Regions from separate parts of the Homo sapiens genome. Here region 2 is linked to region 1. Evidence: read pairs that join two places in POLR2A ChIA-PET (ENCODE). Cell type or tissue: Panc1. All regions are shown on one strand. Links, peaks and the distances in the headings refer to the core of each region. The heading gives the core; the rest is flanking DNA.

Evidence for each region. ChIA-PET counts read pairs that join two places held together with the same protein. Peaks named below come from ENCODE experiments on the same cell type or tissue, not always from the same donor. Only the 100,000 strongest peaks of a DNase experiment are listed, where the experiment ranks them.
Region 2: POLR2A ChIA-PET joins it to region 1 with 9 read pairs; 3 of 35 experiments call an interaction of 5 or more read pairs at or near these places.

Annotation. Positions count from the first base shown.
Region 1 is chr3:58,158,666-58,164,039 of GRCh38, forward strand. FLNB (filamin B) reads left to right here. Exons shown (of 46, transcript NM_001457.4): 42 at 889-1,021; 43 at 4,489-4,665. It overlaps FLNB-AS1 (FLNB antisense RNA 1), which reads right to left. Exons shown (of 2, transcript NR_135534.1): 2 at 3,882-5,374. Among named protein-coding and RNA genes, the nearest start is that of FLNB-AS1, 9.3 kb to the right of the region's middle. RefSeq lists enhancers at 2,889-4,088, 3,097-3,391 and a silencer at 2,964-3,161. In Panc1, for the core only: no CTCF peak of the experiment used is centred there; a DNase peak (open chromatin) is centred at 3,256; H3K27ac peaks cover 2,749 bases.
Region 2 is chr3:58,080,882-58,086,255 of GRCh38, forward strand. It overlaps FLNB (filamin B), which reads left to right. Exons shown (of 46, transcript NM_001457.4): 4 at 748-895. Among named protein-coding and RNA genes, the nearest start is that of FLNB, 75 kb to the left of the region's middle. In Panc1, for the core only: no CTCF peak of the experiment used is centred there; no DNase peak of the experiment used is centred there; H3K27ac peaks cover 499 bases.

The DNA of each region.
Region 1 (5,374 bases), core at 201-5,200:
AAATGTTGTTGCTCAGCTTTGTTCTTAACCATCTGAACTTCTAATCCCCTCCTCCCAGAAGAGGAGATAGTTTCCAAGACAAAGTATGGGGAGTGAAACTGATCCAGGGAAGAGCAAAAGCTATGTCTTTCTATGGCTTCTTGTGGGGATACAACCTCTAAATGCATATTAATATTTAATAATAAGCTGACGTTTTCGAGCCTCTCTGTGTATGGGCTAGGCCCTGTGATAAATGTTTTGCATGCACAGCTTCATTTGATCTTTATAGTAGCCCTCGAGATAGATCGTTATTATGCCCATTTTACAGATGAGGAAACTGAGACTCGAAGAGGTTTGGCACCCTAGATATATAGCTAGGAAATGGTAGGAAATCCAGATCCAGCTGATTCTTAACTGCTATGGAGTACTGCCTTCTTTGCACACGTAGCCCTTTATAATATGTTCCTCCAGGTCTGCCCTTGAGATAACAAACAGCATAACATAAAACTGTGTTCGTGTTCGTGAGTGCATGACTTTGTTAGCTGCAGTATCCTCTTAAAAGAGGACACTTTTTTGACCTGGAACATACTGGGTTTTCTGGCCTGCATGGGCATTATTTTGGATGCTGAGATGATAGTCCTTTTGACCAGGATGTCTCAAGTATCCAAGCCCAGAAATCATCTCTTCTAGGCTGAATCAAGATGGTTTGCATAAGAGACCATGCAGATGCACGTCTCTGCTATCTTACATTAAAAATGCAGAATGGCTCACCTGCCCTTTGTTGTCATATGTTATATAGAAAAACCTATTTGCATGAGAACTGTCACCCACAGTTTTGGGTAGGGTCAGTGTGTGCCACTGAGCAGGAACGCCGAGGGCCATAACCTGTCTGATGTATTAAATTCTCAGGAATCGGGATTAAAAGTTAACCAGCCAGCATCCTTTGCTATAAGGTTGAATGGCGCAAAAGGCAAGATTGATGCAAAGGTGCACAGCCCCTCTGGAGCCGTGGAGGAGTGCCACGTGTCTGAGCTGGAGCCAGGTGAGCAGGAGGCCTGCTGGGGGGTCCCAGCACCAGCACTTTCCAGCAGAATGTTCCTGTAAATGTGTGTCCCAAGGGAGGGCTGATCAGTTTCATTACTGCCAGTGAGCCTCTGAATTCCCTTTGCTGTTGCCAGATATTGTTTATAAATTAGGGTTTAAACATGTGCCAGGGATAGGGAGACCCTTTATGCTAGGAGAGAATGCTCATTCTTTCTTTCTTTTTTAAACAAATGCTGGGCTGGGTACAGTGCCTTAACCTGAGAGGTCAAGGCTGCAGTGAGCTATGATGCAGTGAGCTATGATTGTGCCACTGAACTCCAGCCTGGGTGACAGAGTGAGACCCTGTCTCCAGAAAAAAAACAAAAAAACAAAAAAACACATACACACAACACAAAAACAAATGCTTCTTTGTTTTCTGTTAGTTTTTCAGATTCCTTTTGCATGACATTCATCATAATTTTTCTTTCATATTGTAACAACATCTTACAGATTTTTATTCATTGACCTTATGGCACGAGTAAGCATATTTTGATCTCACTTTACTCTAAAGGAAAAGTAGGTTAATGTTCTGTAAATTTAAAAAAGAAAATCTGGGTCTCTAGGCCCTAATGTCCTAAGATTTTTCTTGCTTGGTGCCTTGGTATATGGAATTCTCTGATTTAATCAACTTTAAAGAGACAGTGTTACCGGTGAACATAATAAATTTATTAAGTGTCAGAAACTTGAAGGAAGGTATAAGGCTCAAAGAGTTGCTCAAAGTTTAGTGAAGGCCTGGCCAAAAAGCAGATGATGACCCCAAATGATCACTAGTACCACAGGAGAACTGTGAAGCAAATGGTAAAGATGGTCAGAGCAGGAGAGAGAAATAGTTTCTGCCTCGGTGAGTTCAGGAGGGCTTCTCAGAGGAGGTGACATTTGATGTGGGCCTTGATGTATGAGGAGGAGACCTATGATTACTGCCTTATAGGGCATTTGTTGTGTGCCTGGCTGTATTTGTATAGTGTAGTTGGAAATCTAGGCTCTGACCAGGCATGGTGGCTCACACCTGTAATCTCAGCACTTTGGGAGGATCAGTTGAGCCCAGGAGTTTGGGACCAACCTGGGTAACATAGTGAGACCCCTTCTCTACAAAAAAAAGTAAAAAAAAAATTAGCCAGGCATGGTGGCACACACCTGTAGTCTACTTGTGGGGGATGAGGTGGGAGGATTGCTTATGTCCAGGAGGTCGAGACTGCTGTGAGCTGTGATCATGCCATTGCACTCCAGCCTGGGTAACACAGCAAGACCCTGTCTCAAAAAGAAAGAAAAAGGAATGTAGGCTCTGTGTGAACATTTAGATCTATGTTTCCTAGTAGGCAGAAAGGCAGTGGGGAGCCTCAGGAGGAACAAGTGTAAAGGATGGGGTCAGATCCTGGTTTTAGTCTGAAAGGCCAAGTGGCAAGCTGGTGCTCCCAGAGTGGTCCATTTGAGGAAGCAGTGGCACTGGAAATGGAGAGGAGGGACTTGAGGCCAGAGATCTATGGTGGCTATAGAGAGTGAGAGAGAGAATCCATTCCAAAATGTTCCACGTAGCTTAGTGATTGGGTCGGAAGATGACAGTGCAGTTATCAGAACTAGGGCCAGCCAGGCAGAGGGTGGGTGAGGATTGGTCAGGGCCTTAAAGGGTTTAATATTTTACTTTGAGGGGTTTTGAAGGATCCCCAATACCCAAATGGAGATGTTTACTAGATCACTGTGAGGTTTGGTGGCCTCAGCCCCAACAGTCCCTCACTGGGTACCCTCCCTCTTCTCTTAAAGCCAATGTGCTTCAGGGGAAGCTAACTCCACCCCAGACAGGATTTGAACCCCTACAGATGTATGAGATCATTAGCATGACACAGTTACTATTGATTGCAAATTACAGAATACCCAGCTCAAGCCAACTCACACAATAAAGGGGCCCAGTAAGTTGCATAACTAGAAAGTTCAAGACATCCAAGACAGGTTTCAGCAATTTGATTTGGTCATTGAGCTGCGCCCTGCAAGGCGTCAAATATTTCTGCTGTTCTGCTTTGTGGGCCTGGTTCTGGCCTTCCTCTTGGTGGCAGGATGGCCTTCCTCTTGGTGGCAGGATGGCTGCAGCAGCACCAGATGTCCCACCTTCACGCCACATCAATTAAGAGAGACACCCTCTCAGGATTCTTAGAAGTCGAGAGCCTCCTTTCCCAGAAGTCTCCAGCACGTCTGCCTTCCCCTCTCACTGACCTGGACACATGCCCACTGCTGAGTCATTTCCTGTGGCTAAAGAAATGCCATGTGCTCATTGACTAAGGCTTAGTGAAGAAGGATTTTTCCCTGATCCACTCAGGGACCACACCTGGACATGGCGGTGGAGCCAGCTTCCCCTACAACACATTGGCTTTAAGGGAGGCGGATGGGGACTGTTGGAGGATGTTCAGTGCCAAAGGACGTAGGGTGCACAGCTTCATGGAGGTGCACCTCTGTGGAGACGTCCAGAGGCAGGGAGAAGAGCTTTGGGGAACACAAATTCTGAGAGGGATGAAGAGTACTAGGCACCAGGGAGAGACCGAGAGACTACCTGGAGAGGTAGGAGGAGAACAGGCTCTGCACCCTGGGCAGGAGGGCTTCAAGGAGGAAGCGGCAGTCAGGTGGTGCACAATGGGTAGATGTTCTAGGTGCCCACTTCAGTTAACAGATTACCTTGCTACATGCTGTGACCCAAACGCACAGCCACAAACCTGCCCTGTGGGGGCAGTTCCTAGCTTTGAGCTTAATTAAGGAGCATTAATGCCAGTTGGAACCGTTTTTTTTCCCCTTCAAGTGGCCAAATAGAGAAACATAGAAGAAGTGAGGTTTTCTTTTTTCCCTTCATATATATTCCTTTTTATTTCTTGTTATGCCTTCCCAAAACAGAGACATTGAACAGTAGTTAGAATGGCCATCTCCCAATGTTTAAAAACAAACTGAACTCCCCAATGGGTGAACAAAGTAAAGAGTAGTAACCTGGAGTTCAGCTGAGTAAGCCGCTGCGGAGCCTTAAGTGGTGAGGTCTTCCAATTTCAGAGTGCTGTGTCTTCAACTTGTATCATCATTTTAGTGGAAAAACATAATTTAATTTTGGTGAAATGAGATTCATCTCGTGACAGGATTAGTAACAGCATTCACAGAATTTCACACTGAAGAAGTGAGGTTTTCTAAAGAAAGGAAGTGTTCTTCTGAGGCAGGGGTCAGAGTCTTGTCCTGTGTTTATAGGATTTGCAATGTGGATGCGTTTCCCTTGGGGCTGATGAGGGATACCCAGGGGGTCTGTCTGGTTCTGAAATCCAGGATGCTGAGTGCCAGGCTCCCTGTAGAACTGTTGATTTTAAATGGGCCATCTCAGCTTGGCCTCCATCCTTTATCCTCACTGAACTCAGGGGTGTCCATTTGCTTGATTTCACCCTGTGCCTTTGCTCATTCTCCTAGATAAGTATGCTGTTCGCTTCATCCCTCATGAGAATGGTGTCCACACCATCGATGTCAAGTTCAATGGGAGCCACGTGGTTGGAAGCCCCTTCAAAGTGCGCGTTGGGGAGCCTGGACAAGCGGGGAACCCTGCCCTGGTGTCCGCCTATGGCACGGGACTCGAAGGGGGCACCACAGGTAACCCACTCTTCTGCTTCTTGAAGCCTTAACTGAACCAGCTCCAGGGACCAAGCCAGATGGAAATCCTCAAGCCCCATGAAAGCTTTTTACACGTACTCCCCGTGGAAACTGGGGTCATGCACACTTCGGAGGCGCTTGCTGTCCAAAGCTGTTTTGGGAGTTGCGGTTTGACCCACGATAAATCCAGAGTGAGAGCTCGATGGCCGTGTTATCACACCTCATTACTGTTAGTTGTGATTCAGATTCCTTCCTCTGCCAAGTTTCTTGACTTTCAGAACAGGATGCTGATAGTCAGGGAACACAGCACAGTGTCATTAATTTTGAGGGTTTCTTTGCCTGCACAGAATTCATGATGCGTCCAAGTGGGCTCCTACCCGTCTGTTCTTTCATGGTACCAGGCTCCCAGAAATGCACTGAAGCAGCAATAAGACCTGTCCCAGCCTATCTCCTCCTCTTTTTACTCTCAGATCTTAATGGAGGAGGAGAAAAGACTGAAATGTTCAAAGAATTCTGAAGCTTTTTAGACCCGTTACAATTTACTTTTATTCTTTGCCACAGATGGGACATGTTTGATTATGAAAGATACAGGCAGTGAAGAAGTAAATAAAGTGAGACTCACTCCATCTTCTCTCCTCCTCCCCCACCTGGGTCTGGAAGCAAACGGCTCTGGGAAGGGAGGACCTTCACCCTGTCTGTCATCTCATTG
Region 2 (5,374 bases), core at 55-5,054, 78 kb before region 1:
CTGCTGGGTTCAAGCCATCCTCCTGCCTCAGCCTCCCTAGTAGCTGGGATTACAGGTGTCTGCCACCACACTGGGCTAATTTTTGTATTTTTAGTAGAGACTGGGTTTTACCATGTTGGCCAGGCTTGTCTCGAACTCCTGACCTCAAGTGATTTCTCTTGTCTTGGCCTCCTAAAGTGATGGGATTACAGTCATGAGCTACCACGCCTGGCTTCCCTATTTTTTTAATGGCTCCTAATATATTGAGATCACATATCTAATATTTACATGTTATTTCTTTTTTATTTACCTTTTTTAATTAGTAGAGTTAATACAGATACAGACCATGAGTATACAAGCAAAGGAAAAAGCTGGTTAACCTGTGCACTTTTTTGTAACATGCTCTAATCCCATGTGTGCTTGTTTCTTCATTTTCCTGCCTTGCTATAGCTTATCCTTTTATCATTTTTGAAATTTTGACCAGAGGAGTAAATGGACTTTTGGGGAATGGGGAGGACAATGAACTTTTGGAAGTTACATGCAGAATTTTTTGGAGAGGGGCCCCTAGCTTTCAAAGGGGTCTGCAATTTCTCAAAAATGGTTAAAAACACTGATATTGGTGTGTTGGTTTAAAGTAATTTCACTTAATTGAGAAGCTGACTCAGTTTCTTAATATTTGTAGTGCTTGGTTTAAGAGGCATTTGCAAACACTTCAATAGTTGCAAAGTGATGTGTTCTGGGTGTTCATCCACCATGTCATTATCCTAGGTCATCACTCCTGAAGAAATCATTCACCCGGATGTGGACGAGCACTCAGTTATGACTTACCTGTCCCAGTTCCCCAAAGCCAAGCTCAAGCCGGGGGCTCCTCTCAAACCCAAACTCAACCCGAAGAAAGCCAGGGCCTATGGCAGAGGTGAGTGCTGGTCCTCTGGTGTTGTATTGGAGACATGTCCTCTGGTGTTGGAGATGATTTCATGGCTTCAAGAGTGATGTTCTTAGAATCAAAAATAGATAGGTGTAATCCTCAAAGAGACCCCAAGCCTCCTTTGTAACACATTTTATGACTGTTTTATTCTGCCTTGTTTTTCTAAGGCTTTAAGAAATGTTTCTGCTTAGATGGAAAGGGCAAGTTTGCTGCTTGGTGATTTTAGTGCAGTAGCCCATTGCTCCCATTTTTCAGAAGAGGAATCGCGGGGTAGGGAGTCGGGGGAGTTTGGTCTTGCCCCAGATCACCACAGTCAGTGATGGGGGTGGGCCATCTGGCTGCTGATTCATTTCTCCTTCTGTTACACTAAGCCTGCCTCAGATTTCCAGCCGGAGTGGGAGCTATTGTTAACCCCTGGCAGATACTTCCTTGCTAAGACATCCTGTTTATGACTGCGAGGCAGCTGCGGAACACCGTTTTGCTCAGAACATTATAGTGGGTAGAAGCCATTTCAAGGCATTTGGTGTTGTGATTGGCACCTGACTTCAAGCACACTAGCTTTGTGAAGAGAACAGTTACATGGCTGCAAAGTGTGGTTTCTGGTGAAGATCAACATGGCCAGATACAACTTAATGCCTTTTCTATGGGGGAGGGGAAGGAGTGCATTTTATTTCTCATTTTTCATAATTAAGAAAATATCGGCCGGGTGTGATGGTTCATGCCTATAATCTCAGCACTTTGAGAGGCCGAGGCGGGCAGATCACCTGAGGTCAGGAGTTGGAGACCAGCCTGGCCAACATGGTGAAACCCTGTCTCTACAAAAAATACAAAAATTAGCCAGGCATGGTGGCGGGTGCCTGTAATCCCAGCTATTCAGGAGGCTGAGGCAGGAGAATCGCTTGAACCCAGGAGGCAGAGGTTGCATCGAGCCGAGATCTTGCCACTGCACTCCAGCCTGGGTGACAGAGTGCGTGAGCCTCCGTCTCAAAAAAAAAAAACGAGAAAGAAAATGTTATCCCAGTGGGATAATAGTTATACACACAGTATTCTGTATATCTTCTCCCAGAATTGACAGTTGTTACCATTCTAGCTTAATAGTTTTCTCTTGCCCTTTGTGTGTGTTTGCATATGTGTTCATGTGTATGATTGCTGAATTATTTGAAAATAAGTTGCAAGCATGGTGACAGTTCTGTCCTCAGTACATCACTAAGCTTCTCCTAAGAATAGGATATCCTCTAGCATAACCACAGTATTCATTGCCACATGTAAGAAAATTAACAATAGTTTCATATAATCTAATATTCAGTTTGTTGTAGAATTTCTCTATTGTCCTAAGATTATCTTTTATAGTTGTTGCTGTTTTACAAACTAAGATCTGATTAAGGTTCACTTACTACATTTGTTTGTTATTTCTCTTTAGACTCTTTTCATGCTAAATAATTTCCCCAAACTTTTTTTTTTTTTTTTTTAAATGACACTGACTTTCTGAATAGTTAAGGGCATGTGTCTTGTAGGATGTTCCTTCCCTACAAATGTTCCCTTTGAATAAAGTATTTTCCTGCTTGGTATCAGCTTAGTCTTTTTTTTTTTTTTTTTTTTTGAGAGTCTTGCTCTGTCGCCCAGGCTGGAGTGCAGTGGCACGATCTCAGCTCACTGCAACCTCTGCCTCCTGGGTTCAAGCGATCCTCCTGCCTCAGCCTCCCGAGTAGCTGGGATTACAGGCATCCACCACCATGCCTGGCTAATTTTTGTATTTTTAGTAGAGATGGGGTTTCACCATGTTGGCCAGGCTGGTCTCCAACTCCTGGCCTCAGGTGATCTGCCCGGCTCGGCCTCCCAATCCGCTTATTCTTAAGACGACACATGGCTAGGGCAGTGATGCTGACCACGTGCTGTTCTCACCTCAGTGGTCGAGTCTTCTCATCTGACTTTTTGGGCATGATTTAGACCGGCAGATAGTTCTGGAACAAACCCCTTACCATTTGAGGTTCCGTTTGCAGTGGGTTGTGAGGTGTGTGAGACATCACTTGTGTTATGTAGGGACTAGGGACTTCAAAGCCCTCCTCCCATTCACAGTCACTTGAAGGCTGGCATGTCCTCACTTTCTTTAAAAGTGCTTTCTTTGGCCGGGCTTGGTGGCTCACACCTGTAATCCTAGCACTTTGGAGGCTGAGGCAGGCAGATCACAAGGTCAGAAGATTGAGACCATCCTGGCTAACAAGGTGAAACCCCATCTCTACTAAAAATACAAAAATTAGCTTGGCGTGGTGGTACAAGCCTGTAGTCCCAGCTACTCGGGAGGCTGAGGCAGGAGAATTGCTTGAACCTGGGAGGCGGAGGTTGCAGTGAGCCGAGATCGCGCCACTGCACTCCAGCCTGGGTGACAGAACGAGACTCTGTCTCAAAAAAAAAAAAAAAAAAGTGCTTTCTTTAAGGCATACCACAGGTGGTGGCTGGAATGAGGAATCTCTGACTTTAAAGGTTATGCTTCCTTAATGACAAAACAGTTGCAAACAACCAATTAAATCCTTTGTCAACCAGATTGGTCAAATGGACTGAATCTAATCAAGGCATAGTGTATGTTTGTAATAACCTTATCACTGGCCATCCGGCTTCCCTGTTGTTAATGTGAGACGGTTTCCTTTCACGGTGCTATTTTCTAGAAAATGATCACTTGTTATGGTTCAGGAATGTGGCTGGTCATTGCCATTTCCTTCATCTGCCTCTTAGCAAGTGTGGTGCACTTGTAGAGGAAACACACCCTTTTAAAAAAAAATTTTTTTTTATATGTGTGCTTTTTGCATTTTTTTAATTGTGGGAAAATATCCATAACATAAAATTCACTATTTTAACCATTTTTAAGTGTGGCATTAAGTGTATTCACGTTGTTGTGCAACCGCCACTGCTATCCATCTCCAGAACTTTTTCAACTTCCCAAACTGAAACTCCATACTCATTAAACAATAGCGCCCCATTCTCCCCTCTCCTCTGCTCCTGGTAACCTTTATTCTACTCCCTGTCTCTATGAATTTGCTTATTCTAGGGACCTCCTAGAAGTGAAATCATATGCTGTCTGTTAGGTACCTCCTAGAAGTGGAATCATACGCTGTCTGTTAGGTACCTCCTAGAAGTAGAATCATATGCTGTCTTTTTTTCTCTGGCTTACTTCATTTGTCATATGTTTTCAGGGTTCACCATGTTGTAGCATGTGTTAGAATTTCATTCCTTTTTAAGGCTGAATAATATTCCTTTGTACGTGTATATCACATTTTGCTTATACATTCGTCTGCTGATAGACATTTGGGTTGTTACATTCTTTTGGCTATTGTGAATAATGCTGCTATGAAAACATGGGTGTACAAGTGCTGTTTGAGACCCTGCTTTCAATTCTTTTAGGGATATACCCAGAAGTGGAATTGGTGGATCATATGGTAATTCTATATGCAGCTTATTTTTCAGGAGGAAGTGGCCTCACTCTGCTTTTTAAAGTAGGAGACAAAATGGTCATATTAGGTGACAGGGTCACAAGGCCACATGGGTGGGGCTGTGAGATATGTCCCTGTCATGTGGTTAGATGAAAGCCGGGGTCAGTTTTGGTCTTCTCTGTGTGACCACATTGCTTCATTTCTGCCACCTGAGCCCAGGAAGAGAGACCGTTTCATCTTCTAGTTTCTAAAAGATTTGAAAGTGTTGTTTTATTTTTTATTTCCTGATTGTTTAATAGATGCCAGTTGCCAGCCAGTTAGCATTTGTTGATCCATTCACTGAGTCCCACCTTGCTTAGTTCTAGTGGGTTGAAAGGAGAGAGGGCTGGGGTGAGGTGGACCTCCAGCCACAAACAGATCTTTGTGGTGGGCTTCCTTGCAGGGTTAGCTATGTGAAAAGCATTCGTCCATGAGCTAATCAGAAATCTTTGTAAAAATCTAGTTCTCTATGAAGCATTTACTGTAGAGCAATCCTTAAGCACCCTTCTATCTGAGTAATCAGAGGGGTACCAGTTGTCTCCTTTCATGGTAAGCAAAGCTCCGCAGAAGTTTACAGAGTTGGGGTGTGGTTCAACTTTCTAACCAGCCATGGTTAGCCACGGGTGACCAACCCAAGCCCAGACCTTTGACAAGCTGCAGAGTACGTTGTTTCTTAGGCTGCTGGAGTCACACGAAGTGGAACTTTTAGTATTTTAGGTGCATGTTTATTTACTTACTTATTTTTGTTGTTGTCGTTTTCAGATAGAGTCTCACTCTCTCTCTCTGTGTGTGGAGTGTCGTGATGCCATCACGGCTAACTGCAGCCTTGACCTTCTGGGCTCAAGTGATTCTCCCTCCTCAGCTTCCCTAGTAGTTCGGACCACAGGTGTGCACCACCATGTCCAGCTTTTTTTTTTTTTAATATTTTAGTTTGAGACCAGCCTGGCCATGTTGCCCAGGCTGGTCTCAAAATCCTGAGCTCAAGCAATCCCCCTGCCTTGGC